Linked DNA regions of Homo sapiens: all the other regions are linked to region 3. The links are chromatin loops, found by intact Hi-C in ENCODE. Cell type or tissue: PC-9. All regions are shown on one strand.

Evidence for each region. A loop is a pair of places that touch in the nucleus more often than their neighbours do. Peaks named below come from ENCODE experiments on the same cell type or tissue, not always from the same donor. Only the 100,000 strongest peaks of a DNase experiment are listed, where the experiment ranks them.
Region 1: a loop joins it to region 3, with 14 times the contacts of the local background. A loop is called at or near these places in 24 of 110 quality-filtered maps.
Region 2: a loop joins it to region 3, with 10 times the contacts of the local background. A loop is called at or near these places in 14 of 110 quality-filtered maps.

What each region holds. Positions count from the first base shown.
Region 1 is chr18:57,954,810-57,962,809 of GRCh38, reverse strand. It overlaps LINC01897 (long intergenic non-protein coding RNA 1897), which reads left to right and starts at 1,183. Exons shown (of 2, transcript XR_007066389.1): 1 at 1,183-1,308; 2 at 1,404-1,574. In PC-9, CTCF peaks have their summits at 3,196 and 3,397 (motif pointing left); no DNase peak of the experiment used is centred here.
Region 2 is chr18:58,177,866-58,185,865 of GRCh38, reverse strand. The region is part of intron 2 of NEDD4L (NEDD4 like E3 ubiquitin protein ligase); the gene reads right to left. Among named protein-coding and RNA genes, the nearest start is that of NEDD4L, 140 kb to the right of the region's middle. In PC-9, CTCF peaks have their summits at 4,713 and 4,916 (motif pointing right); DNase peaks (open chromatin) are centred at 804 and 4,955; H3K27ac peaks cover 2,123 bases.
Region 3 is chr18:58,118,857-58,126,856 of GRCh38, reverse strand. The region is part of intron 1 of NEDD4L (NEDD4 like E3 ubiquitin protein ligase); the gene reads right to left. Among named protein-coding and RNA genes, the nearest start is that of NEDD4L, 79 kb to the right of the region's middle. RefSeq lists an enhancer at 419-918. In PC-9, a CTCF peak has its summit at 4,772 (motif pointing right); a DNase peak (open chromatin) is centred at 4,776; H3K27ac peaks cover 1,566 bases.

The DNA.
Region 1 (8,000 bases), 160 kb after region 3:
CCTGTAATCCATCCCAACAAATATTTCCCTTCTAAGTATAACCCCTGTGTTGACACCATGAATTCATTTTGTCTGTTCTTGAACTTTGTATAAATGAAATAATGGAGTATTGATGTGCACTTTTGGGTCTGGCTTTTTCATTCAGCATTTCTGCAAAATTTGTTCATATTAATTCACCTATCAGTCTTTTTGTGTACTTTTTGCTAAGTAATATTTTATTGTATGAATATATCACAAGTTATTTTTCCATTCACCTATTAATATTACACCTGTCTTGTTTCTGGGTTTTAGCCACTATGAATAAAACTGCTGTGAACCTTCTCATACATATTTGTAATTGTTTCTAGAGTTTTAATTCCACCTTTTTAAAACCTGAAAGATAATTTTTAAAACAATGATTTTCTGAACTATTTTATTGATGTCTGTCTACACAATTGTGTGTTGTGTCCCACACTGTTGTTTTGGGTTCACATTATTCTCTGCTGACGTGTCTCCTTTAATAGGGAATATTGGTGGCTGGTGCATTCCTGCTGTCTTAGTTTTGTCTTCCTTCTTGAATAATAACTTGAAAAATCATTTATATTACCCTCAACACTGTGAAGATACCACCTCATGGTCTTCTAGCTTCTGTTATTGCTGATGAGAAATATATGGGGCTGTTTAATTCCTATTCCCTTTTAGCTAATCTGACTGCTATTTCTCTCTGGTAGCTTCTAAGATTTTCTCTCTGGAATTTTTATTCAGCTGTTTCATTATGTTATTTCTAGGTGTGGTTTTATTTTTATTTAACCTTCTGGCATGGGGAGAATACTTTTGATCTAAGGACATATTTGTGGTGATGGAACATTCTCAGCCATCTTCTCCTCAAATATTTCTTGTTATTTCTTTTCACAATTCTCTTCATTATTCCCTTTATTGCCTGATAAAATTTCTATTAGGTATGTAAGTTCTTCATTTATTACTCTGTAGATCTTAAATATATATATATATTAAATAGTTTAATATTTTATTACTGCAATCATGTAGAATGAATTTATCTTTTGACTGTTGATTTTGTTGGATGCCTTTCTTAATTGTTTTTGTATGTTTTAGAATTTTGGCTTATTTCTCCCTCTCTCTCTCTCTCTCTCTCTCTCTCTCCCTCTCCCTCTCCCTCTCTCATTTCCCCTCACTCCCCTTTCACAGTTGACTTCACCACAGGCCCAGGTCTTGTATTGAGGACAAGGAAATACTGCCCCATAATGCTGTTGAGAATATTTAAGAGCAGTCAGGAAACCCTTTGTAGCTTGGCTTTATTGCAGCAAGTGTGTATGTGCTATTTATACTGGCCTATTTTTATATTTTTGTTTTGTTTTTATATTTTCATGTGTTTTTATATGTTTTTATGTTTTGTTATATTGCAGCAAAGAGGAGGACCTGAACTTCCAAGGCCAACTTGACTGGAAACCCTCTAGTCTTTAATCCATAGAAACCTGACTTCTGTGCCCCCCATGCCTAGAAAACTACTTTTAAAAAGAACATTAGTGGTCACCACGTTGGTAAAGTATTAATAAATAAACATGTTTTAGTTCTAATCATACTTGGCTTTTGGCATGCTTCCTGACTACACTGCATCCCCCCAAATGCTCTGTTATCTTGGCTCCCACAATAGCACACACTTTTTATTTTTAAAAGGTTGTAAAATACACAAAACATAAAACTTATTATCATAACCATCTTTAAGTGCACAGACCAGTGGCATTCCGTACATCCCCACTGCTGTGTGGCCATAACCCATCACCACCATGTGTCTCCAGAACTCTTTTTATCTTGCAAAATTGAAACTCAATACCTGTTAAACCACAATTCCCCATTCCCTGCTGCCCCCTGCCTCTGGCAGCCACCATTCTACTTTCTGTTTCTTTTTTCCAAGACTGGGTCTCCCTCTGTTGCTCATGCTGAAGTGCAGTGGTGTGATCACAGCTCACTGCAACCTCGAACAATCCTCCTGCCTCAAGCAATCCTTCTGCCTCAGCTTCCTGAGTAGCTGAGACTACAGGCATGCACTACTACACCTGGCTAAGGTTTTTAGTTTTTTTTTTTTGGCAGAGATGGGGGTCTCACTATGTTGCCTAGGCTGGTCTTGAACTCTTGGCCTCAAGTGATTCTCAACCTTGATCTCCCAAAGTGCTGGGATTACAGGCATGAGCCACCGCAACTGGTGTCTACTTTCTGTGAGTTTGACTATTCTAGATGTCTCCTATGAGTGGACTTATACAGTATTTGTCCTTTTGTGACTGGCTTTTCACTTAGTGTAATGTCCTCAAGGCTCACCTGTGTGATAACACATCTTTCTACTGACTTCTTTCCAGTCCCCCTGCTGACTTCTTTCTAGTCCCCTCTTTGTTCATCCATGTCTTCATATTGGTCTTCCTCAGCGTTCCCTCCCGGACCCTGTTCTGTCTTCATCATCCCTACCCCTGGGTAATCTTCACTCTCATGGTGTCAGTTACCATCTCCATGGAGGGAATGGGCCTGTGTTTCTAGCCCAGACCTCTCCCCTAGCTCCAAGCTTTGCATCTCCAATTGTCTGTAGGACACTTTTTCTTGAATGGTTTGTAGGCACCTCCAGATCAGCATGTCCCAAGTTCAATTCCTCATATCTTTTTTCCCCCATAAATAAACTACTCCTTCTCTAGGTTTCCTATCTCATTAATTGACACCACCATCTACTCCAACCCAATCTACAAATAAAGATGTCATCTGTGACTCCTTTCTGCCTCCCTTCCCATCCCCTCCAGAGTAAGCCAGTCAATTCCCATTTCATAAACATCCCTGCATCTAACCCATTCTCTCCAAATCTATTGCATATAACCTACAACAGACTACCACTTTTCTAGCCTGAAAAACAGCCTTCCACCTGGCTTCTGTGCCTCCAAATCTTACGCCTCCCTAATTTATTCTCCAAACTGATACTTCTCAAATGCAAATCTGTAATTCTTTTCTGCTTAAAACCTTCAGTGGCTTCTCATTGCCTTTGACAAAATAGCCAAACTTCTCGGCCTGGCTCCTCTCGGCCAACCACGAACCCATCTGCAATTCGTGTTCCAAAAATGAAACACCCTAAAACAATGAAGTCCACTATTTCTTTCCGGGGTCAAGAGAAGAGCTTAGAAGACAAATTCTAGGAGATGATGCCCTCATTCCTTTAGGAAGGCAAACAATTGGATGATAACTAATTAGCATACATGTACTGGTAAAGTCAGCACGTGACCTGGTGAGCTGGCACCAAGATGAGCTGGTGAGCTGGCACCACGGGGCCTGTGGTGCCTTACACATGAACACGCAGCCTGACAGGAGCTGCAGTCTTAGGTATGATGTGAGAAGGATTGCCCCCTTCTGGCTGTGATTCTGAATGTCCCTGAGTTTTTCTGTTCCCTAGCATGATTAACTCACTGGGACATCTTTATTAGAGCTGGATCCATGGTTACAGTTTATAAAGCAATGAGAACAAATTTGAAATATTAATAATGTCCATTCCAGGAAAAAAAAATTAACCACTTTAAGAATCGGAGGGGGAGGGAAGTAATTTTCTACCTCATTGCATGGGTTTGGAGTATAGCTGAGAGCTATTTGGTATGAATACAAGGGGAAGGTTTGTGGAAGATATTTCAGAATGATTCGATGATGAGGCAGCCTGGCTGAGGCTCTGGAGAGCTGGTTTAAAGATGAAAACAAAATGAAAAAAGAAAAATTATTTTTACATAATCTTTTTTTAAAATGGGGATTTTAAAACAGCAAAGTTTTGGGGTGTTTTTTGTTTGTTTGTTTTGTTTTGCCTGGTTTTAGGTTACCTATTCCTTTTAGAAGCTGTAGAAAGATTTTTACCCTGGAGAGGCTCAAATGCAAAGCTAGATCAAATTTTCTATAATTTCGAGGTATCTGTGGCGTCTTTGGAGCTGTTTTATAAATTCACAGGACTCATGAGCTTCAGGTTAAGAACCTCTGTCTGGGAGTTCAGTGAGAAATAAAAGGATGGAGTCTATTTGGGGAGGATCATAAACACTTTTTTTTTTCTTTCAAAGACAGGGTCTTTCTCTGTTGCCCAGGCTGGAGTGCAGTGGCATGATCATAGTTCACTGTAGCCTCACCTCCTGAGCTCAAGTGAGTCTCCTGCCTCAGCCTCCCAAGTAGTTAGATTACATGCATACACCACCATGCCTAGCTAATTATTTTTAATTTTTTTTGTAGATATAGGGTCTCACTATATTGCCCAGGCTGGTCTCAAACTCCTGGGCTCAAGTGGTCCTCCTGCCTTGGCCTCCCAAGCTGCTGGGATTATAGGCATGAGCCACCGTGCCTGGCCCATAAACACTTTTTAAGAGTAAAGCTAAGCCAAACAACCGAGAAAGGACACAAACATGAATTTTTAATGTAGGGATTGCAGCCAAGAGGACAATAGCAGCTGTCCCAGAGTGTCATGAAGATGTTTGCAGAGTATCTCCCAAATGGGAGGCTGATTATATTTAAATTACAAAGGTTTTGCTCTTTTTGGTTAAAAAAACTTCATGCCTTGAATTTGGTTACCAGCTCAGAAAGGTAGGATGAGCTGGGGTGGGAAATGAAACATTGAGAAGTTTGGCCGAGCACGGTGGCTCACACCTGTAATCCCAACGCTTTGGGAGGCCAATGTGGGCAGATCGCCTGACCTCAGGAGTTCAAGATCAGCCTGGCCAACATGGAAAAGCCCCGTCTCTACTAAAAACACAAAAATTAGCCAGGTGTGGTGGCACATGCCTGTAGTCCCAGCTACTCAGAAGGCTGAGGCAGGAGAATCACTTTAATCCAGGAGGCAGAGGTTGCAGTGAGCTGAGATAACGCCACTGCATCCCAGCCTAGGCGACAGAGCAAGACTGTATCTCAAAAAAAAGAAAGAAAGAGAGAAAGAAAGAAAGAGAGCAAGATTGAGAAGTTAAATTCAACTATTCTTACAGGAAAAGTCCAACACTTCCATTTACTTATGGTTGTTGTAATGAAGTGTTGTAATGAAGACAGGACCACATTTGACAATAGATCCTAATATAATTAGGACTTCAATTAAGTAATGAAATGATTACCATTGCCTGGGGCACTTATGCTGGACAGAAAGATGATGCTGCATTGAAACATAATATGGGACAAAAAGAATTCTGGAAAATGTGACCTTCGGGTTTGACATATTTTGACATGCTTACCTTACAAAATTATTTTTCATGAATATTGATAAAATATTCACACCTCCTTTGTGGAAAAAGTCACTGCGATGAGCTTTCATGTGTGCAGTGTTCTTTAGCTAGGGGCATCAGCACACTTTTAGAGTCTAAGGGTTTTTCTTATCTTTCTTGCACCACGATTTCTGCATTTGTAAAAGAGGAACTCATAGAAGCTCAGGTTTGTAGGCAGCCTTGAAAAGTCACCTAATCAGTCTTTAGGCAAGTTCCCCGCAGAAGCAACTCTGACATCCTTGGATGATGCACCCAATCTCAATCAATCCACTGAGATTCTAGAACTGGAGATGTCCACTCTTAATATTGACTCAGGGTCTTCAAAAGATGTGCCAGTGCCCATAAGCTCTGTCCATGGGCGTCATTCTGATCTAACTGCTGCCTCACCTACTGCTTGTCTTCTCTTTGTGACTCCAGACTGAACTGTGATACTGGCCCTTGCACTTGACCTCCCCGAATACCAGCCCCTCTCCTTGTGTTATCTGGTGTCCTAATCAGGCCTTGACTATGAAACTCTTCTTGCCCACCAGTATCCCTTCAGCCCTTGCCATCTCAGTGCCCACCAGCCTGGCTTCCAGTTGCCAGCCCCTGCCTCTTTGCCTGGGATGTCCTCTGGCTGTCAGAGCCTGCTGTGCTCCAGCCTACATGGCACAAGTGCCAAGGAATCAATCACCCCAAGGAATCAATTAATCCCAGAGCACTGACGGGAGTGGTTGATAATTACCCCAGCCTCCTTACCTTTCCCAGGGAACCACTGTTAGGCACATGCTCTGTACTGTTTCCCAGAGTTCTCCAGCAGTATTAAGCTCCACTGGTATATACACTGGTGTCTTTTTAAATAAACTCACCCCTTGTTGCCTGCCCTCTCTTCCCTGTCTTACTTCCACATCACCCAATCTGTGTTTCCTTGGCTCGCCTCCAAGGATCCAAGTTTATTGCAATATTGTTTGCATAACAATAAATGCAATAAACTATCGAAATAAACTTGCATTCAAACTCTTATCTCAGAATTTTTCTCTGGGAACAAAAACTAAGACAGGAATCTCAGACTTACCATATTCAAAACAATCCTGAGCCCTTCTTTGCCCCTCTATCTTCCTTCCGTTCCACACATACCCACACCCTAACTCTTTCTTTCCCAGTTTTCCCCATCTTAGCTAATGCTCCAGCCAGCTCCCCAGTTGGGCAGGCTACAAACCTAGGAGTCATCTTTAGTTCTCTTTCCCTCTCATATCCTACATTCGACCTATCAGCAAGTCCTATTGGCTCTATCCCCTAAGATAAATCCTGAATTCAGCCACTCCTCATCAGCTTCACCGCCATAACCCTCATCCAAGTTACTGTAGCCTCATACCCTGACTGCTACAACTGTGCCCTGCTGTCTCCCCGCTGTACACTCACCCCTATGGCCCACATACAGCAGCCAGGGCAATCTTTGAAAGTATAAATAAATCCTGTTACTCTTCTGCTTAAAACCCTCAAAAAACTCCCCACTGCTACTAGAATAAATACTGAACTCATGGACAATCAGCTCCTGCCTTCTCTTCGCTCCCTGTCTTTTGTGACATTCCTAGTGATGGATTTGTATTTTTTCTTCCCATTGCTTGCACATGCCAAGCTAACTCTTGTTGTACTGTTGGGGTTTAGAAAATGATACCCCAGGCCAGGTGCAGTGGCTCATGCCTGTAATCCCAGCACTTTGGGAGGCTGAGATGGGAGGATTGCTTGAGCCTGGGAATTTGAAGCTGCAGTGAGTTGTTATGGGGCCACTGCACTCCAGCCTGGGCAACAGAGCAAGACCCTCTTCCTAAATGAAAAAAAAAAAGAAAAAAATAGATACCCCAAAATGTGTCAAATATGCCACTTTGGACTTCAAATTGAGTGCATCTGGGAAGCAGCAAATATGGTGGGGAGAGGAGGGTCTCCCTAAAGTTCCCCTATCTACCTAAATGCCAGATCCTCCAGAAGATATCCAATTATTGGGAATTCCTTCCCCAGATATCTCATCAACCGGATATCTTTGCAGGAAGAAGGACTAGAGTAGACTCCATAGCCAGAGCCCACGCTATTGCCTATTATTCAAGCCCATTCATCTCCCCTAAAAATCATTTGCTCTTCCTCTAAAATTGCCTATATCCTCCCTTCCCTCTCCCCTATGAAGAAGATATTTAAACTTCAACCATCTGGCCATTCTTTGAGTTTCACACGTTGTGTGGCTTATGTGCACTTGCATGTTAATAAATTTGTATGCCTTTTCTCCTGTTCGTCTGTCTAAAATCAAGTCTATTTCAGAGAGCAAACCTTCAGAGGGTGGATAGAAAGTTCCTTTTGTCCCAACATAGGGCTTTTGTATTTGCTGTTTCCTCTACCTGGAATACTTTTCCTTTCTATGTTTGTGTTTCGTTGCTATGGTTGCTATATCACAGTGCTGAGATTCCTCTGCAGAAATGAAGAACTTGTTCCCCTAGGTGCTCAAAGTGTTGCCGGCAGATAGCCCTCAGCTGTGAGCCGCCTTCTGGCATTGCCTCTGCCAAAGAGAGATGCCCCTCCCAAGGTCATGCTTCCTTTTTGGAGGAGCCACCATCCAATGACTGATTATCTCATGAGCAGGTGCCTGTCCCCTTGCCCCAACTCAGGGCAACTCTAAAAAGCTATCTCAGCTCCAGAGCCCCCTGCGGGGTCGGCTGAGGCCTTCATAGCTCAGCTTCTCCCTCTGCCCAATGCCACTTCCTTCCTCTCCATTCCATGGGCGCTGAT
Region 2 (8,000 bases), 59 kb before region 3:
GTTTTGCTCTTTTTGCCCAGCCTGGAGTGCAATGGCGCGATCTTGGCTCACTGCAACCTCTGCCTCCTGGGTTCAAGCGGTTCTCCTGCCTCAGCCTCCCGAGTAGCTGGGATTACAGGCATGCACCACCACACCCGGCTAATTTTGTATTTTTAGTAGAGATGGGGTTTCACTATGTTGGCCAGGCTGGTCTCGAACTCCTGACCTCAGGTGATCCACCCGCCTAGGCCTCCCAAAGTGTTGGGATTACAGGCGTGAGCCACAGCACCCAACCAGGCATTTGTCATTTTTATACATATTTCCAAATAGCTAGAGGTTGTACCCACTTAATTGCCCTCCAATGATAGTTTAAGGGTAGCTGTGATAGAAACTGGTAGTATGTTCCTGCTTGTCTGTTTTTACACTTTATATAATATACATATATTTTAGGACATATTCATCAGTGTGGTCATTCATAGCTTCTCCAGTTTGGGGTTGATGAAATGAAACTGCTTTAAGCCTCTTTTTTAAAGACGTGTGGACACCGGGAGTTTTAAAGTGTTTCATACGGAACAGGTACCATTCCCTTTGAAATCTGTTTCTACTAATGGTGCTAATTCCAAGCTCCCTACCAAAAGCTTACAGGGAAGTGAGCTACAGTCTGGGGTAATCCAGCTCCCACGGTCCGATCACAATTAAGACCTCCCTGTCATTCCTGTGGCACTAAATGCTAACCAGGAACCTGTGCCCACTGTTCAGCTGCACATTTGCACCATACTGCTGCTACAAGTACAGTGCCTTGAGAGCAAGGACCATGACTAACGCCGTGCACGCCTGGTGCTGATGAAACTGTAAACAAATGGCCTAATTCACCCTCCCTCGCAGGGTTAGGTCCTGTTTGGGAAAAAGGGTGAGCAGCACTTAGGAGAACACTTTCTTTTCTTTTCTTTTTTTTTTTTGAGATGGAGTCTCGCTCTGTCGCCCAGGCTGGAGTGCAGTGGTGCCATCTCGGCTCCCTGCAAGCTCCACCTCCTGCGTTCACGCCATTCTCCTGCTTCAGCCTCCCAAGTAGCTGGGACTACAGGCGCCCGCCGCCATGCCCAGCTAATTTTTTGTATTTTTAGTAGAGACGGGGTTTCACCGTGTTAGCCAGGATGGTCTCGATCTCCTGACCACGTGATCCGCCTACCTCAGCCTCCCAAAGTGCTGGGATTACAAGCGTGAGCCACCACGCCCAGACAGGAGAACACTTTCTTAAACCCAAAAACCAAGACTTCATGAACAAACATTTCTGGACTACACTGTGTTAATCCTTTACAGAAACTTTATGAACTGATCGGTTTCTCTGGAAAACTTCTCCAAGCCACCACTCCAGGGATGGCTTAGGAGGTAGGATAATAATCCCTACCTCCTAAGATGACGGATGCTAGTGCCCGGCATGATTGACTCCAGGTGCCCAGCAAGGCCTCTCGGTAATCTCAGCAGCACCTCCAGTGAGGCTCATCAAAACCATCTCTGCTCCATTTCAAAACCACACCAAGCAGGCTGCTGGTGGAAACCAAGAGCAGGAGAGGAGGGTAGAGAATCCCATGACTTCAGAACGTTTCTCCTACAAGACGTGACCCCACAACATGGCAATTCCTAAAAGAATGGTGACACTAAAGCCAGACACCCCTACCAGGACACCCTCATTCCCTCCTACCAACAGATTACATCCTTAAGGCCACAAAACACAAGCCCACTTCCTTTAAGTAATGGGGCGCGATCTCGGGTCACTGCAACCTCCACCTCCCAGGTTCTCGCCATTCTCCTGCCTCAGCCTCCTGAGTAGCTGGGACTACAGGCACCCGCCACCACGCCTGGCTAATTTTCTCTATTTTTAGTAGAGACGGGGTTTCACCATGTTAGCCAGGATGGCCTTGATCTCCTGACCTCATGATCCGCCCGCCTTGGCCTCCCAAAGTGCTGGGATTACAGGCGTGAGCCACCATGCCTGGCCTTAGAAGTCTTAACAGCGGAAGTTAAAATAAACAAAATAGGCTGTAAATAGGAAAGAGGGTAGAAGTTAAACAAAAATAATTCAAAATTAATCATGTTTCCACCTGCAATGTTCAGGATAACAAAAAGTCTTTTTTGCAAACTTACGGTGAACCAAGTAAAAACTTGGGTAACTGAAATCCGATGAAGCGATCTGAAATGACACCCACAAGTGCACGAAAAAGCTATTTACAGGCCCATGCGTGCAGCATGGAGCTTCGAAGTGAATACTCAATCAACTCGGTAAGATGCAACATGAAAAGCTATCTCCAAGGAGGGGGGTGCTGCAGGTGAGCAGCTGGCTCAGAGCCCAGGTGAAGAGTGTTTGTTCTACCTAGCCAGAGGGCAGGTTGAAAGAGGACATGGCCTATTAATGTGCAGCTCAAGAAACACTTTAAGAACCGGCACAAATGCCACTCTCTGGGCAAATGTTTGTAGCAAGGACAGCTGGCAGGGTACAGGTAACCGTCTACTCCTGTGTTGTGCCAAACCCGTATTAACTTCAACAGGGACAGCACCAAGTTGAAGAAGCCAAAGAAGAGACCCAGAGCTAACAAACAAGGCACAGGGTTTATTTGGAGGAACTTATTTATAGGGTGGCCCAGTGGCTCTGGGCTGGACAGCAGAACTTCAACTGCTTGTAAAAAGCATGCAGCTTATACAGCACCTTCACTTAGCACCCTCCTCCCAGCAACCTCCATGTGGCAACCCTCATTTCTTCAGTGACTGCTGTCCGGTGTGTCTGCCATAAGGGCCATTCTCAGGGTGTGCTGAAGTTACTGCTGTCAGACACTTCTCCCATACAACCTGAAGCATTATTCTTATGGGAAGATGTGGTCCCAGTGACAACCCAGGTTACCAGGAAGAAGCCTCCTCAGGCCAGGTCTCCTATGACAGGGGACCCAGCAGTGAGGGAGGAGAGGGAGTATCTTTCAAGGTACCTTCCTCTGCAGTTGGCCAAACACTTAAAATAAAGGAATGCAGAATTTAAGCTCTGAGCAGTCAGGACCTCCCTGCATAGTGCATAGAACACTACAGGGGCAGAAATATCTGAGAAACCAAGGCACAGGCCAGGCGCAGTGGCTCACGCCTGTAATCCCAGCACTTTGGGAGGCCAAGGTGGGTAGATCACTTGAGGACAGGAGTTTGAGACCACTCTGGGCAACATGGTGAAACTCCATCTCTACTAAAAATACAAAAATTAGCTGGGTGTGGTGGCAGGTGCCTGTAGTCCCAGCTACCTGGGAGGCTGAGGTTGCAGTGAACTGAGGTTGCGCCTCTGCACTCCAGCCTGGGAGACAGAGGAAGATTCCATCTCAAAAAAAAAAAAAAAAAAAAAAGGTATCAATGCTCAGGTCACCACAGAGAGCTGCAGGAACTGTCCTAACAGCCCAGAGAATAAATCTTAATGTCTGCAACTGCAAAGAAAATAAACTTTATTTTAACATCATCTCAACTGACACTTTTTTCTCCCTAAATGCCTCCCTCATTTTCTGTCCCACTGAAGACATGCATGGTTTTTGTTGGTATTTGTAACATTAAGAGATGTTAAAGGAAAGGAAGGACTTTATTACAAAATGAGCAGATGCATTCACCCCCCGCCCCGCATTTTCCTCTGTGGGTGTTTTCAGCACCCCCTACTCTGTTTTCAGTTCTTTGCTATGCATATCCACTTAGGCAATCTGCCCAGGTTTCTTGCACCAAGACTTAATGGACTCTTTCCCCTGCCCCTGGTAGAATTTTTATCAAAAACAAAACTCAAGCATCCAGAGAGAAAATCACCCAACCTTGCATTTTAAAAAATTTAAATTAAAAATTGTTGCTGCCATGGTTGAGGGTCACAATCATCAGTCTGAAAAACAATGTCATCTACAAAGTTAGCTATAGGGAAGGGATAACAATACAAAAAAAAAATGTGTTAAAGACCTCTCTAGCCTCTTCTGAGTCTCTTTCACATCACAGATTGTTCCATTAACTTTTTGAAATACTAAAAACTCCTACAATCTCAGAACCCTATGAAAGGGGAAATTTCTTTTTATTCCAAAGCCAAATACAAATACTTTTGAGATGAACCTTAGCTGTTACCATAAACAGCATGGATATAGGCAACTATTTATATAACAATATTTTTCTATATGAGGAATTCCTTTCTTAGGCCACGACAGGAGGATCGCTTGAGGCCTTCAGGAGTTCAAGACCAGCCTGGGCAATATAGCGAGATCCCTGTATCTACAGAAAAATTGAAAAAAAAAATTAGCTGGGCATGGTTGCATGCACCATGGTCTAGCTATTTGGGAGTCTAACGTGGGAAGGTTGCCTGAGCCCAAGAGTTCAAGGCTGTAGTGAGCTACAGCCGCACCACTGCACTCCAGTCTTGGTGACACAGAGAGGCTCTGCTAATTAATTAATCCGTAGATAGACAAATTCCTTTCTTAAAGAAACCTGGAAGAGTGTTGAAGCTCTGATTCATAAACATTTAAAACTAAAAATGAATCCTAAACATTTTATCTCTGGGACCATATGAAATGAATACAGTACTCTTCATTTGAAGAATTTAATTTTTTCCCACTATTGGTTAATTATTCCTTTTTAGTGACTGGCATTTTATTTGGATAATTCTACAAGTTTAAGAAATTCTCTAACAGAAAAGAAAGAAATAAAGGGGAAATAAAGTTTAAGACTATGTATTATCTACTTTAAAACTAGCTATGTAAAAAGTAGAAATTACTTAAATAAAATCATTCTCTCCTCTGCATAAGTGTCACTATTCGAGAATGGCTTAAATACCTGCTGAAACACACAAAATGTGAATTAACGATGTCCTCTGAAAAAGAACTCCAATCGACTATTCGATTTGTGTTATCATTTTATTTGGCTAGAACAAAAATGCACCTGACAATATGGCCACCAGAGGGTGCTGTAACCCCCCCAATACACCTCGATAGACCAGAGAAGGAATAGACAGTTAAGAGGTCTTCAGGTGACAGAGGCTGTACACCTGCCTTCTAATGAACTTACATGGGCAGAGCCCCTCTGCAGGAGGCTTTCCTTAAACATAAAGGCATCAGTGCTAACTTTAATGTAGGGAGGACAGAAAAGCAATGTGATGGGCACTCACAGAGGACTTTTATATTATTAAAATTCAGAACCTGCATGTTTTAAAGAATGTCCTAAACCTACAGAATAAAATAAATGAGAAAATTAATGAAATGCAAGGGTAATGAAAATATGGACCTGAATAAGTCACCTGGAGAACAAGCACGAAAGGAGGAGAGATTCAGCCAAGGGGTGGGGAGGCAGAGCCAAGGAGGGGCAGAAGAACGGGCGCTGGAGTCGGCCAAGCACAGAAAGGGGGTAGGGAGCTGTCCTCAGCTCAACGCCCCTGGGCCGATGTGGGACTAGAGCAGGATGTGCAGGACTCGGTGCTGGCCCTTGCGGCGCTGAAGGCCTATCAGGGAGAATCTTAGCGCCATGTGCTAAGTGCCACCACAGAGACCTGCACAGGGCCAGGCACAGAGCCAAGGACTGTGCACCCGGGTCACACAGACAGATCAGCAGCACTGGCCTGAGAAAGGAGAGAGCAAGGCACTTGTGCAAAGAGGGAGAAGGGGGTGGTTCTGGGCACCGGCAAGGCACAGAGGAGGAAGAGCGCACCGCGGCTCGGAGAGGGATGCGTTGCAGGGCGTCACAAAGACCTCTGTGCCCCCGTTCACCCAGGGCAATGCACAGTCACCGAAGTGTTTGCCCAGGCAGGAACATGGTCTGTCTGTGTCTTAGAGATAGAATTCTATACCTAGGTGGAGGAATAGAGAGAATAGGGCAGATATGGACGCTGCTTGAGGAGTCCTCTACACCAACGGTCCCCAACTTTTTTGGCACCAGGGACTGGTTTTGTGGAAGACAATTTTTCTCCAGGCTGGTTTGGGGGTTGGAGGAGTGGGGTGGATGGTTTGGAGATGATTCAAGGGCATTACATTTATGGTGCACTTTATTTCTATTATTATTACATTGTAATAGATGATGAAATAATTATACAACTCTTCATAATATAGAATCAGTAGGAGCCCCGAGCTTGTTTTCCTGCAACTAGATGGTCCCATCTAGGGGTGATGGGGGACAGTGACGGATCATCAGGCGTTAGATTCTCATAAGGAGTGTGCAACCTAGATCCCTCACATGCAAAGTTCCACAATAGGGTTCATGGTCCTATGAGAATCTAATGCTGGTGGCTGATCCGAGAGGCAGCGGAGCTCAGGCAGCAATGCGAATGATGGGGAGCAGCTGTAAATAGAGGAAGTTTTGCCCGCCTACCCATGGCTCACCTCCTGCTGTGCGGCCCACTTCCTAACACGCCACAGGAGTTGGAGACCCCTGCTCTACACAAACACTGAAAGCCAGACACAGCAGCCGGAAGGATGAGAGAGTAAAGGACGACTCTTTGGTCCCTAGCTTGGATGACTGTACAGATGGCGAGGCCATCACGGAGACAGATGATTCCAGAGAAAGAACAGTTTCTGATATTTTGACATTCCAGGCCAAGAAACTATGTAAGGACAAACAAAAGATCCTGAATTATACGGCCCCACTAGTGGGTGAAGTCTCACTTCAAGAACATGATGGCTTGACTACATATGCAATAATAAGAGAAGATGAAATCACACTCCAGAGAGCCAGTACACCACCGTGGAAGAAAGATATTTGAAAATTTCTCTTTTGTTTTCCAGATTTGCTAAATAATGTTTAAAATCACCTAACCAAGTTAAAATCCCTGTTCTCAATGAACTCGCACGTGATTCAAGTCAGTGTCAGAGAGAGTGTTTTAATATACAACCAATACTATCATTTTCCTACTAGGAAAAAAAACAAAACTGCGATAAAGCTGTAAGACTAGCCTAGTTTGATTTTTCTACCAGCCACTCCCAAACTTGAAACGCAGTATTTCTTCCACATGTTTCTCTACTTTCCTACCATGAACGCCTAGTTTTAAGCATCTAAAAGTCACAGAAGCTTAAAACAATGATCAATCAGTTCTTCAATAGGAGACACACAATAACATGCCTATAACAATGACGGATAAAAATGCGAACAACCCTTGAAGTGTATTTACTACACATTCCTATGCCAGAAGGAACGTTAGCACACATTCATTAAGAATCCAGGCATATTTTCTATCCCTTGTGTTGATATTATACAGTAGGAATGCCAATCCTTTTAATAATTTACGGAGGAGTTACACATTGCAGATTCCTTATTAAACATTACTTACACTAAGGTCATAAGTCCAACGAATATTCCGTAGCGAAAGTGGGCAATATTTTAATTGCAATACACTCATCTAAATTATGTCTGCATCTGTTTGTATGCATTTAATTCATCATTATTTTTCATGCATTTATTAACACAAAGCAGTGAGAGCGTTTTCTCTAAGGCAAAAACATTTCACAATTGCATTCATTTTTAGACCTTAAAATTTACAGTGGATATCCAAAAGCTTCATACGCTGTATTTTAAGCATGTTACCCTTGAATGGAAAAGAAAATAAATAAAAAGCTACTGCACTATCTAGGAACCCCATTCCCTGGCCCAGAAAGTCAATGCTAGCAGAATTAGTCTGTCATTGACCGACCAGCAGCAATATGAAAGAGTTTAATCTGGAAACCATGACAAAATAACACTGACACTCCCAGTTCTAAATATATATGTTGTAGAAAATCAATGGCTTATAACATCAGAGGTTGGCAGACTGCAGCCCGTGGACCATCAGCTCACACACATGCCCCTTTGTTTATGTATTGCCCAAGGCTGCTTTAGTGCTATGTCAGAGACCATCAGTCCTGCAAAGCCTCAACTACTTAGTATCTGGCTTTTTACAGGAAAATAAATAAAAAAGCTTGTTAGGCCCTGATTTAGATAACTACCTATAGCATGTAGGAAAGGTTTTATTTACCATTTAAGAATTTGCCAGTTCACTTAACTTATAAATA
Region 3 (8,000 bases):
ATTCCTGGGGGGTGCAATAGACACCTGCAAAGAAATAAGCTAATTTTATGTTTAGAAAGTGCTACAGAGGCAACAGAAAAGGGTAACCGACTGCTGGGGAGGATATGGAGAGACTGGAGCTCCCACTTGATGCTGGTGGGAATGCAAATGGTGCAGATGAAAAACAGGCCAGCAGCTTCTCAAATGCTTAAATGTAGAGTTACCGTAACTCCATGGTTATTCCATTCCTAAGTCTATGTCCACACAAAAACCTGCACACAAGTGTTCATGGCAGCATCATTCTACCAAAAAGTAGAAACAAACCAAATGCTCATGAATTGATGAATGGACTTTTTAAAAAAACAGGTGGTATATCCATACAATGGGCTATTATCTGCCATAAAAAGGAATGAAGTACTGATGCATGCTATCACACGGGATGGGCCGTGGAAACACGCCACGTGAAAGGGGTCCCAAGCAAAAGACCCCCTAGTATGATTCCGTTTATGCAAAATATTCAGAATCAGCACACCTACAGAGACAGAAAGATAGGGTTCTCCAGGGGCTCAGGGGAACAGGGAATCACAAAGTCATAGCTAAAGGATACAAGGTTTCTCTTTCAGCTGATGAAAATTTTCTAAAATTGGCTATGGTGATGTCTGCACATGTGTGTGAATATACTAAAAGCCACCGCATTGCATCACCCATTAAATGGGTGAATTGTAAGAGATGTGAATTTGATCTCAATAATGACTGGGGAGAAAGCTGCAGCTGGAGTGTTCAGGCCTCTCGGAGCAACGGTCCCCTTCAAGGCTAAAGGGAGTCAGCCCCGTGAGGATGCAGGCGAAGGGCGTTCTGACCAAAAGTAACAACAGCAGATGCCAACTTCCCCAGACTGGAACCCGTTTGGTGCGTGCGCCAGGCAGACGGATGCCCGGGTGGCGGGACCTGCCCTGTCCATGAGGTAGCCACAAACAGCTGCCAAGTACTGGAGATGTGGCTGGCTAAATTGAGAGGTGGTAGGTCAAACTTCCAAGACCCCGGATCAAAAGAAAAGACTGTTAAATACTTGATTAATCTTTGTGTGAATACTGATTACATGTTGAAATATTTTTGATATCATGAGTTAACTAAAATGCATTAAAATTCATTTCACCTGTTTTCTTTTTAATGTGACTACTAGAAAAGTTACCGTACATAGGTGGCTGGCATTTGCGGTCCAAATTATATTTCCTGGGCTGCATGAGGCACAGAGAAGAGAGTGGAGAGGCTGGCAGTGGGGTGGTGACTCGAGATCATATAAGGGCTCAGAGGCATGAGGCAAGAGTGAGCTTTAGTTCTAAATGTGATGGGCCACTGAGGACCTGATGTGATTTCATTTCTACCATGAACACATCGCTCTGACTATTCCAAAGACTGGAGGTGAACAAAGAAGGGGGTGGCCAGAGAGAATGACATGAAAGCCTGCCTCAACTGGTCAGATTCAGAAACACACACACACACACACACACACACACACCCTCCTGGTGGGGGGAAGAGGACAGTGTTACAGTTAAGAGCCCAGGCTTAGAAACACATTGCTTGGATTTAAATCTCAGCTGCAACACAGGAAATTTCTGTGAGCAAATTATTTAACTTCTCTGTGCCTGACCTTTCTCATTCACAAATAGGTTATTACAGGCCAGGCGCGATGCCTCACACCTCTAATCCCCACAATCTATAAGTCAAAGTGGGAGGATCGCTTGAGGCCATGAGTTCGAGACCAGCTTTGGCAACATCATGAAACCCCATCTCTCAAAATGTTTTTTAATAAATTAGCTGGTGGCAAGCACCTGTAGTCCCAGCTACTCAAAAGGGTGAGGTGGGAGGACTGCCTGAACCCAGGAGTCTGACGCTGCAGTGAGCTATGATTGGACCACTGCACTCCAGCTTGGGTGACAGTGTAAGACCCTGCCATTCATTCATCCACACATCCATCCATTAATTAATTAATTACATAGGTTTTAATAGCCTTCCTCATGCAGGTTAATACACTCTTCTTCAAATGCTTAGAATGGTGTCAGGCACATAGGAAGCACTCAATAAATGTTAGTGATTATTATTGAATAAAGTATGTGAGGGAAGATGATAAACTTGTTTTTTTACTGAGAAACCAGGTAAGAGCTGGTGCCGTTTAGTGACAGTGGGCAGGATGTGGTGGTGAAGGCAGATCTGGGCAGGAAGAGCAGCGGCTCCATGTGGGCCACGTTAAGGTTGAGAATCATCTTGGTCCTCAAGTGGGAATGCCAGACAGAGAGGTGACTCTCTAAAGATGGAGCACAGAGGTGAGGAGGCTGGGCTGGCAGCCTCAAGGTGAGATTCCACTTACAGAGAGTGTTGGAAGGTTTGGGATGGATGGAGACAGAGCACAGAAGGCACTTGGAGCAGCACTTGGAGGCGGAGAAGCAGAGGAGTAGCCAGAGGGAGACCAAGGAGGAGCCATCGAGGAGGCCGGGGAGGAACAGACAACATGCCACACAGAAATCGGGCTTAGTGGAGTCAATGCTCTCAAAGGCACCGCAGGCGGAGGAAGATGAGGGCAGGCCATGCACGAGTCTGACCAGATGTGGTCCCTCACAGGCTCACCCAGGACAGCACAGCTGGCACTGACATCCGGCCTCCCACCCGGGGAACACCCTCTGGCACTCTCAGAAGGGACAGCTTGTCACCCGGTCATTGGAGAAGGAATGGACACAGTTACTAGACTGGAAGGGGCAATCGGAAGGCAGGCGCTGGAGAGGGCAGGATATAGTCTCTACAGGTCACTTCTTTCTACGGAGTGAGGCACAACAGGGGCAGTGGCCAAGAGGGACGTGGCACTGGTAAGGACATTTTTAAAGAGAAACGTCATAAGGCCTGTTTTTACGCTATTTGGAAGGATGCGGAAGAAAGGAAGAAACGAATAATGCAGGAGGAAAAAGGGTTAACTGCAGGAGTGACATCCTTGGGAAGCAGGAAGAAGATGCCTTGAGAGTGGCAAGGGGCCTGAGTGAGACAGGAGCTGGGGAAGCCTCCGCGGCAGCAGGTGGAAAGGTGGAGGCGAGACAGGGGGTCTCACTGACTGAACGGCTTCTTTCCTCAATGAGACAAGCAGCAAAGTCATCAGCTAGGAGAATGATGGGAGGTGTGGAGAACTGATGAGCAGAAGGTATGAAAGAGTTTTCTCTGAACCGATGAAACTGCTGCAAAAGTGTAATAAGATTCCTGATACAATGAGTGATGACAGCCGATCTGAAGAGATGCAAGTCCAGTTGGCAGTTTTGGAATAATTGTGAAAGTGGGTTTAACCAGGGTGGGGTGTCCAACCGGGGCGGGGGTCTCCTCAGGGAGTACAAAGCAGTTTGGCTGTTTACAGGAAGGGACCATGAGGTTCAGGCTACAGCAAAGTCCCCTGAGGGCACCGGAAAGGGGGTGAAAAGGTGGTGGGTCCACAGATTGGCAAAGCCCGGGATTTCCAAGACGATTTCAAGTGGGAAGGCTGGGAACGGAAGATCGCAGAGTGGGGTGCCTGAGATCAGGGTTCTAGAGGCTAACCTGGACGAGATCTAAAAAGGGTCACTAAAATGAGGTACAGAAAGGCAGCTGGACCAGAAGAAGTCAAGAATGGACAGGCCAGGTTGCTGGGTGGATACTCTGTGAAGAGACCAGCAGGGTTGGCGGTGTCTTCAAGGGCCAGCCAGGCTTCCATTAGAAAGAGAAGGTGCGGGAACATTCAGAGGTGGTGGAGGATGTAAGGATGCTGCCATGACAGGGAACCCAAAAGGCACAGAGGCAAGAACAGTATAACAGATATAAACAGTCAGTGGGGCCAGGTGCAGTGGCTCACACCTGTAATCCCAGCACTCTGGGGGGCTGAAGTGGGTGGATCACTTGAGGTCAGGAGTTCGAGACTAGCCTGGCCATCATGGTGAAACTCCATCTCTGCTAAAAATACAAAAATGAGCCAGGCGTGGTGGCACACACCTGTAATCCCTACTCAGGGGGCTGAGGCAGGAGAATTGCTTGAACTTGGGAGGCAGACACTGCAGTGAGCCGAGATCATGCCATTGCACTCCAGTCTGGGCAACAGAGCAAGACTCTGTCTCAAAAAAAAAAGAAAAAGAAAAAAGAAAAAAAATCCATCAGTGGGATGGGTGGACACCACTTGACAACTGCTTTGAAAGCAAACAATAAATCAGCCAGGTATAGCAGCCTCATTAACTCAGCAGTATCTAAATACACATCATGTGAAAAGTTACCACAAATTTTAAGTCTCTTAAAAAGGGCAAGTTGGAGGTAGCAAGGCAAACACCACTCCAGGGCTCACTAGACTTTTATATTTTATTTTATTTTATTTTATTTTAGACAGAATTTTGCTCTTGTTGCCCAGGCTGGAGTGCAATGGCGCAATTTCGGCTCACTGGAACCTCCTCCTGGGTTCAAGCTATTCTCCTGCCTCAGCCTCCTGAGTAGCTGGAATTACAGGCGCCCGCCACCACACCCGGCTAATTTTTGTATTTTTAGTAGAGACGGGGTTTCACCGTGTTGGCCAGACTGGTCTCGAACTCCTGACCTCAGGTGATCCACCCGCCTTGGCCTCCCAAAGTGCTGGGATTACAGGCGTGAGCCACAGCACCCGGCCTAGATTGAGTTTTAGACACTTGTCAGCAACTAAACACTGCCAACCCTGCCATCAGGTTGTGGGCACAAAACCATCACTTCCACCCCAGCCCTAGGGCTGAATGGCAGCTGTAAGCCAAAGGGCTACCACTAGAGGGCGACACAGCCCAAAGACTTGAGCAACTCCCAGGCACTGATTTTAATAAAACAAAGCTCTGAGCAGAACGAGTTGAAATTTCTCAAGTTCAAAAACCTAGTTTATTTTTTAAATGAAACAATACTATAAAAACATAGAAAAAACACATATATGGGTGTGCAGAGAAAAAGGTCTCAAAGGCTTCACACCAACCTGGTAACAGGGAAAATAAGACATGGGAAGGGAATGGGGCAAGGCAGAGAAATGGCAGACCTCCACTTTTTAGCCTAAAGGCTATGCTGAGTATTTTTCAAGATTGCATTCATATATTATTGGGATAATTTTAAAATACATTACAAATCAGAAAATATAATAAACATAGAAAACATATAGTTGGCCAGGTGTGGTGGCTCATGCCTGCAATCCCAGCACTTTCGAAAGCCAACACAGGATGATGACTTGAGCCCAGGAGTTTGAGACCAGCCTGGGCAACACAGTGAGACCTCATCTCTACAAAAAAAATTTTTGTTAATTAGCCAGCTGTAGTGGAACTCGCCTGTGGTTCTAACTACTTGGGCAGTTGAAGTGGAAGGAGCGCTTGAGCCTGCAGTGAGCCAGGGCCACACCACTGCTCCAGCCTGGGTGATAGAGAGACCCTGTCAAAAAAAAAAAGAATGAAAGAAAAGAAAGAAAGATTAACAACTGAACAAAACTTGCTACAGACAGAATCTCCAAACCAGCAGCATTCAGAAGGGTTCTAAAATCTATCTCACTGAATTCTGTAGGTAGTTCCTGAGGAAAACCGGGCCCCCAAAGAGTAATTTGCTCCAACAGGGGCCAAAGTTAAAATAACAGCCCACTCTCATCCAAGATCCTAATAACACACGTGAGAATCCTTTCTCTGTTGTGTCCTCTACTAAAATGCTAGCAGTTATGGTTTGGTCATCAATTCTCTATCTTACTAATATCATTCTACACTCTGTTCTCCCCACCAAAAAAAAGAGAAGACACTTTTACTTAGATCACATTGCTGAAATGGCATGTCTTCCTTTGGCTAAATTAAATTTTAACAAATATCTGTTGAAACTTTCATCACTTGATAGAAAAACATCACTTAATTATTATAAATCTAAAAACCTACCTAAGTCCATATCTTCAAATTATCTGCAATGTATAAAAACAGTCCAAGCAGAATATGGTAATAGTCACCTGAGTACATAAAGATACCAGTGGGGATGGGGGAGTGAGGGGGGGATTACATCTGTTGGACTAAAGAAAATTTTCCTGAATTTGAAGGTAGAAAGGGACTTTTTTTCTTTTTTTTGAGATGGAGTCTTGCTCTGTCACCCAGGTTGGAGTGCAGTGGCGTGATCTCGGCTCACCGCAAGCTCCGCCTCCCAGGTTCATGCCATTCTCCTGCCTCAACCTCCCGAGTAGCTGGGACTACAGGCTCCCGCCACCACGCCTGGCTAATTTTTTTGTATTTTTAGTAGAGACGGGGTTTCACTGTGTTAGCCAGGATGGTCTCGATCTCCTGACCTCGTGATCCGCCCGCCTCAGCCTCCCAACGTGCTGGGATTACAGGCGCGAGCCACCACGCCCGGCCGTGGCATTTTTTAAAGGGTGAACATTTGCTGCATACTCATTATGAGCTGGGCATTGTACTGATAGTATTTTATGTTTTGTTACCTCATTCCATCCTCACAAATCCCAGTGAGGTAACTGTAATTAACCTCATCGTAGAGGGAGGGAGAATACAATTGGCCAATGAATAGCAGAACCAGGACTCAAACTTAGGACTGCCTAATCCACACCTGCTCTTGGCTGACATCAGAAGGCCTTGTCTTTACTCCTCCTGGTGTGTTTCATTTCACCCCCTGCCTCTCTCCATCCTTGCTGTCTGGCCTCGACAGGGATTTCTGCCTTTCTATTTGGGCAGTCCAATCTGGCTGACGTCAAGGCAGCCAGAGAGGTTTCATGGGTTCTGAAGAGAGCAAGCAAGAAGGGATCCAGAGACTGGAGAGGCCGATCCTGGCAAGGAGACTTCTTCCTTAAAGGATCAACAGGCAGAGGGAAGATCTTCAAAGACGATTAAGGAAAATTATCAGATGGCTTGCTCCACAATGCGATGTGTGCCAATCTGCTGCAGAGGGAGATTAAAGGGGGCCTGGGGAGCCAGGTAAGAACAGGCCGTGGTGCTTGACCCTGGCTGCTATGAGAACCACCCGGGCAGCTTCTAAGCAAACCGCCAATGTCCAGGCCTGCCAGCCCCCGACCAATGAAGTCAGCATTTCTGGGTGTGAACCCCAGGGCATGGGGGCAGAGGTAGGGTTTTAAACCTCCCCCAGGTGATTCTGATGTGCAGCCAAAATTGAAAACCACTGGGCCAAACCAATAGCTAGGCGAACTGGACAGTTACACAGGGTCCAGCAGGGGCTGCAAACTCTCAGTCGTCCAGTCCCAGCTGGCTGAATCCACTTGTTATAAAGCTACACCGCTTAGCTTGGTGACATTCACCAGCAATTTCTGCGGCTAGGAACAGAGAGAACACACCAGGGCCATCCGGGACAGCAGGTCAGTGGATCGGGGTAAAGGTGTGTAGTGTGACTGCAAAGACACTGTGGCAGCTGCTGATGAAGGAGTCCAGGCTGATAAGCGATTCCAGAACACAAATGCCAGAAAGAGAGACTCCAGGGAGGCCCAGAAACCAGGCTGGGGGCAGAAAAGGACCTCAGAATAGCCTGGGTACCTTTTTCAACACAAATGTATACAGGTGCCCACACCTCCCCCACCTCCCCCATTGCTCTGGCCCTTAGGAAAGTGAGCAGGCAACTGGACTTTGGCAAAGCCCTCCCAGGCTTCCACTCTCCATGGCCCATGAGAATGACTGGAACAGAAGGGAAAGATGGGGACAAAGGGAAGGTGGGGCATGAGGGGTAAGGTTGGAGAGGGCAGACTGCAGAGCCTGAGAGCTTAGAGGTGAAGTGTTTTCAATGAAGACTGGCTTGGATTAAAGAGAAGGAAACATTATTGGATTTACTTCGCTGACAAAAGATGAGGACAGTGTATTAGCAAGCACAGCCACAGGGCTATCAAGAGCCTTTGGGATGACCCCGGGCCTGGGTAACAACAAAATCCAAGACCCAGAAAGGTAGTAGCAGGTGGTGTGAGCTGAGGTTAGGACCTTCAAGAGAAACCCAGTTCCGCTTGGGGGGCTGAAGAGGATCTGGAATCAGCGCCCACCCAG